2 separate regions of the Homo sapiens genome follow, and region 2 is linked to region 1. Evidence: read pairs that join two places in POLR2A ChIA-PET (ENCODE). Cell type or tissue: PC-3. All regions are shown on one strand. Links, peaks and the distances in the headings refer to the core of each region. The heading gives the core; the rest is flanking DNA. Region 1 has its middle 24 kb from the start of PCK1. Region 2 overlaps CTCFL (CCCTC-binding factor like).

Evidence for each region. Peaks named below come from ENCODE experiments on the same cell type or tissue, not always from the same donor. Only the 100,000 strongest peaks of a DNase experiment are listed, where the experiment ranks them.
Region 2: POLR2A ChIA-PET joins it to region 1 with 11 read pairs; 4 of 35 experiments call an interaction of 5 or more read pairs at or near these places.

What each region holds. Positions count from the first base shown.
Region 1 is chr20:57,583,446-57,586,353 of GRCh38, forward strand. No RefSeq gene overlaps it. Among named protein-coding and RNA genes, the nearest start is that of PCK1, 24 kb to the left of the region's middle. RefSeq lists an enhancer at 2,888-2,908. In PC-3, for the core only: no CTCF peak of the experiment used is centred there; no DNase peak of the experiment used is centred there; H3K27me3 peaks cover 2,272 bases.
Region 2 is chr20:57,506,192-57,509,099 of GRCh38, forward strand. It overlaps CTCFL (CCCTC-binding factor like), which reads right to left. Exons shown (of 11, transcript NM_001386993.1): 9 at 2,415-2,597. Among named protein-coding and RNA genes, the nearest start is that of CTCFL, 17 kb to the right of the region's middle. In PC-3, for the core only: no CTCF peak of the experiment used is centred there; a DNase peak (open chromatin) is centred at 1,490.

The sequences.
Region 1 (2,908 bases), core at 302-2,801:
CCCACCCGCAGCTGACCTGGGGTACGCAAGGCACTTCCTAGTCCTTGAAATGCTCAGTGGCCCCTTCTCATCCCTCGAGCCTCTGTCCCAATGTCACCTCTTCAGAAGGGCCCTCGCTGTCTCCCTGCGCTAGGGTAGGCTCTCACCCCTGCTCTTCCGATGCTCTTTCTTACCCCTCTGCCGTGTTCCCCACAGGACTTGGCCTAGCAAGCATCGTGACTGCGTGCGTATTGACTTGTCCTCTTCACTGTCCCCCACTGGCATGTGGGCCCCTCAAGGTGGGGGGTTCCTGAACTTGCTCCCTGCTGTGGCTCCAGGCCCTGGCGCAGAGCAGACGAATCATAGAGCAATCAAATGGCTCATTGGAAAGGTTCCCAAGGCAAGGCTGCCGGCTGCACCACACCATTCATTCTCCCCATATTCTTTGCTAACAAGGCCCCTGACTTTTAGCTCCTGGTCATATGGGAGTGTGACCAAGTGCTGGCCAGTAAGATGTAAGTAGAAGTCTTGTGTGAAGTCTTTCAGGAAGTGTCCTTACAGGAAGAAGCAAAACCCTGCTTATCCCTTCCTTTTTCCTGATGACTGAAGGTGGGACATGATGGCTGGAGCACAAGCAGCTGCCTTGGACAATGAGGCAGAAGCTCTGTGTTGAGGATGGAGGGTCAACACGGTAGAAGGGGTCTGGTCTTTGGTGACTTCTAGAAGTTGCCTGACCACGCTGAGCTGGGCTTCTGTTACATGAAGGTGAAGTCATCTTCTGTTTCATTTAAGCCATGCTGCCCCTGAGTCTCTGCTCCACGCACCACACTGAACCCTAACCAGTCCTCTAGGCTCTGAGACTGCCCAGGATGGAAAAGGGAACAGATGTTGGTTCTGCCCAGGCTGTTCTCAAATAAGTGGGTTCCATGAGTTTCTTCAATTATTATAGAAGGAGCTCCCACTTGCACTGTTGAGGCTAATCTGCCCAACTCCCAAGGTCAGGGGATCACTCATGCCCCTGGAGTGACAGGTGTGGGTCTGAGGGTCAGAGGGATGTGAGGGGAAGGAATGAGCTAGGATTCAAGTCTTGAGGTACCAGATCCTGGACCTGTGCTCCTTAGATGACACTGCTGCCTCTGACTGTCAGTCATGCCCATCCATCCATCCATCCATCCATCCATCCATCCATCCATCCATTTCTTCATTCACTCAATGAGTGTTCACAATATGCTTGCTAAATGCTGGGGACAGGGTAGTAAACACTACAGCTTGTGGAATCCTGGAGTGAAACAGACTAGTAGGTGGAGATAGACCATGAGCCACCAGACAGAGAAACAGACATGGAGATTACAAAGTGCTAGGCAGGGAGTCAAAGGGGAGATGGAATTGAAAGTGACTGGTAGGGTGGCTTCAGAGAGAAGAGATGGGAAAGTACGCTCTGATCAGGGGAGGTGAGGTTGAGAAGTGAGGAAGGGGGTACTGAGGGCTATGAGAGCTGGGAACGGTGCCCCAGGCAGAGGGAAGAGCCGGTGCAAAAGCTCTAGGCTGGGGGTGGCCCAGGCAGGTCAGGGGATGGGGAGGCTGGAATGGGAGGGGCCGCTCTTGAAGGATTTTTGGTGAGGGGATCAGACCATGGGGACCCTGGTCAGGGAATTGTAAGAAGAGCGGGTACTACACAGGCTCTTACCCAGTGCTTTGCATGTTGTAACTGATATTTTTGGTACCAACTTGTGTGCCCTCACCATTCACCCAGTGGTGACCAGCAGCAAACACCTGTCACTTCCTGGGCTTGGAGACTTTCTCAGACCACTGTAGCTGCTCTTCCCATGCACCGGCAGGCTGTTCACACAGTCCCTGGCTAGAAGCATCCTGCAATCAATCTCTGCCAAGATGGGTGGATAAATACTTTGGCTCCCTCACCTCCCGGCTGGAATAAACTTGATCTCAGGGTTATTAATTGTGCACTCTTCACTGGCTCCCAAAGTTCCCAAGAAAAGTTGAGCCCACAGGGATAACTTACCGGCTAAGGTGCCCTGTGTTGCTGTCTGCCTTCCCCTTCCCTGGCTCACTTTCCCTCCTCCTCTGCTAGGGCTTCCTGGGATCGCTCATGTTCTTGTCTCCTGGTCTGCTCCTGGGACAACCCAGTCTGAGACACAGAATTAGCTCATTTAGTCCTCACAGTGATCCCAGAGAGGAGGCACTATCATTGCTCCCATTGCAGAGAAGAAAATCAAACCGAGGTACAGAGACGTTAAGTCATTTGCTCCAGGACACACAGGAAATGACAGAGCTGGGACTTGAGCTCCATGGTGGCTCCGAGTCTGTGTGTTGACCCCCCTGCCTGCAGCACCGTTTATATTTGGTCCTGACTATGATTTGAAGTAGGCAGGGGTTTCATGCAGACCAGCGGTTCTTCAGCTGTGGTTCTTCCCCAGCGACAGCAGCAGCACCTGGGAATTTGTCTGAAAGAGTGATTTGGGTGGCCCACCCCCAGAGCTCGATTCTGTGGGTCTTGAGGTGGGCCCGGGAGGTTCTAGTGCATGCTCCAGTTCGAGAACCACTGGCATAGGCGAGTGGTGTAGACACGACGTGCGGGAGAGGAATGGGAGGCAGCAGAGGGGTCTCCATCCCAGGGAAGAGAGGCTTCAGGGGAGAGAAGGGGGCGCGGGGGGTGGAAAGGGGTCAGATTCAGGCCACATTTGGGGTTGAGCCGACAGACTTGGAGATGGATGGGGTGTTGGGGGTGAGGGGAAGAAAAACCAAAGATGACCCCTAGATGTTTGGCTTCTGCCAGCAAGTGGATCTCAGCACCATCCTGAGTGGGGAACACCAGGGAAGCTGGCTGGGCAGGGCCGAGGGGTCCATGTGAAAATGAGGGGGTGGCATGCATTCAAGGGGGGCTGCCCCCTTGACAATTCTGCTTTGCCCC
Region 2 (2,908 bases), core at 236-2,735, 77 kb before region 1:
CAAGAAGTCGTGGCAGAAACTGATTTGCGTTGCCCTGGTGATTAATGACGCTACGCTTACTGGCCACCTGTATGTCTTCTTTGGAGAAAGGTCTATTTAGATACTTTAACTGTTTTGTTTTGTTTTTTTCCTGAGACAGTCTCGCTCTGTTGCCCAGGCTGGACTGTAGTGGCACAGTCTCAGCTCACTGCAACCTCCACCTCCTGGGTTCAAGCAATTCTCCTGCCTCAGCCTCCTGAGCAGCTAGGATTACAGGCATGTGCCACCATGCCCAGCTAATTTTTGTATTTGTAGTAGAGATGGGGTTTCATCATTTTGGCCAGGCTGGTCTTGAACTGCTGACCTTGTGATCCACCTGCCTCTGCCTCCCAAAGTGCTGGGATTACAGGTGTGAACCACCGCGCCTGGCCTAGATACTTTACCTGTTTTTCATTGGGTATCTGTCTATTTACTGAGTTATAAGAGTTCTTTTTATATTTTAGACACAAGTCCAAATATGCTTTCTTGAATCGGAATTTCAAAAATTTTATGTTCTGAGGGACTGCATGAGGCAGACTTGTTCTTTTCTCTACATTTTTATTTCTTGCACCAAAGAGCAGTTTTTTTCTCTTTAGAATTCTACTCGTTAATTTTAACTCTTCACAATTTTTGCATGAGCAATGGTGTTTTGGGAGCACTGCCACAGCTTTTATTTGAAATTTTAAACTAATAGGGTTGACATTCCAGAACTATCCCACTGTGCTACTCAGAAAAACACAACTACACTACTGTTTTAAGAAGAAATATTTTTAAAAAAATAGTCAACTTCAGGAAATTCAACTTTTATAAAACTTTTATAAAGTTAGGCTGAAGCCTACATGGTCCAAGGATCTAGCTAGCCATGTGCAGTGGTTTTTAAATGTCCTGAAATTCTTTGATGCTGTTCCTTTCAAAAGAAACTTCATTCCCCACTCGAGTGTGGGTGGGACTTCATGGTTCATTTCTTGTGACTAGAATGTGCCACTTTTTTTTTTTTTTTGAGACAGAGTCTTGCTCTGTCGCCCAGGCTGGAGGCCAGTGGCACAATCTCAGCTCACTGCAACCTCTGTCTCCTGGGTTCAAGTGATCCTCCCGTCCCAACCACCCAAGTAGCTGGGATTACAAGCGTGCACTACCACGCCTAGCTATTTTCTTTTTTTTTTTTTAAAGTAGAGACAGGGTTTCACCATGTTGGCCAGGCTGGTCTTGAGCTCCTGGCCTCAAGTTATCCACCTGCCTTGGCCTCCCGAAGTACTGGGATTACAGGTGTGAGCCCCCACAGCTGGCTGTTGTGCCGCTTTTAGGACTAGACTGCAAAAGGCACCATGGCTTCCTACTTGCACTCTCTCACTTGCTCTGAGTCAGGAGGACACTCAAGCAGCCCTGCAGAGAGGTCCCTGTAGCAAGGAACTGAGGCCGGTGCCAGCAGTTGTGTGGCGGAGCTGTCCTGGAAGTGGATCCTCTGGCCCCAGTCCAGCCTTCGGATGATGCAGCCCTGGCGGACATCCTGACTGCAGCCTCAGGAGTGGCCCTGAGCCAGGACCACCCAGTTCAGCCACTTCCGAGTTCCCAACCCAGAGAATCTGTCAGGTGATAAATGTTTGTGGTTTTAAGCCACTCCATTTTGAGGTAATCTGTCATACAGAAATAGATAACTAATACAACACCTAAAAGAATAAAACCATAAATGTATTGCTTAGTCCAGTACCAACAGCACTATTCTTTTTTTTTTAATTAAAAAAGTTATTTTAGAGACAGGGTCTCACTCTGTCTTTGAGGCCAGAGTGCAGTGGTGCGATCGTGACTCACTGTAGCCTCCAACTCCTGGGCTCAAGTGGTCCTCCTGTCTCAGCCTCCTGAGCAGCTAGGCCTACAGGGGTGCACCACCACAACCAGCTAATTTTTTTGGAGGGATGGGGGTCTCCCTGTGTTGCCCAGGCTGATCTCAAACTCCTGGCCTCAAGTAATCCTCCCACCTTGGCCTCTCAAGTAGCTGGGATTATAGACACCAATAACATTATTCTAGGGACATCTGAAAAAATGTGTGAAAACTGCATTCTCTCTGTCAAGTAGCCTAAATCTAGTTCACTGTTTGAAAATATTACACTAAAAGGTGGGGTTCTTTGGGGAGTCTGATAACTCCCTATTGTAAGATTTTGTGTGTTGGATTGTCCTTTTTTTTTTTTTTAGGGGATGAGGAGACCACACTTTCATAGGATTCTTCAAGAATTTTGTGATTTTAAAAAACTAATAACCACTTTCCTAAGGCATGACAGATGCTCCTGAAGTCCTGGCAGGTTTCTATAATCGGGTTTAAACTCTCCTGGTGTGACACTGTCCTCCTGAGATAGAGGGATCTTTCCATGGGGGATTTACTGTGACTTAAGTAAGCTTACCCAGCGGGAAAAGCCTTTGCCACACTTGGAGCATTTGTAAACAGTCGGGATGAAATTTGCATCGTGGTATTTCCTGAAGTGAGCGTTTAGAAGTTGCTTCTGTCGGAAACATTTATTGCAAGAAAGGCAGGTGAATGGTTTCTCTCCAGTGTGGGTACGAATGTGAGCGGTCATATGACGTTCCTAAGAGGGAAGGGGAAGAAAGCAGCTTGTCTAGTTCAAAGGGTTTTCTCGATATTAGACACTGTTTATCATACAATACCTTTTATTTCCCTCCCCAAAGATGAGTCCACTATTAAGCAGAATTACTGCAAACACATTCTGAACAAGGCAGCATTCACTCTCAGTAAGTGGCCGCCTAGGAAACAAAACTCGTATGCAGCAGCAAGTGACAAAGGTCTTGCAGTGGATTCCTTGCTGGCTCTCCTGTCCTGTTGGGATGTGGGAGTACACACCGCAGGGCGTGAAAGGATGGTCCTTTGTCCTCTCATTAC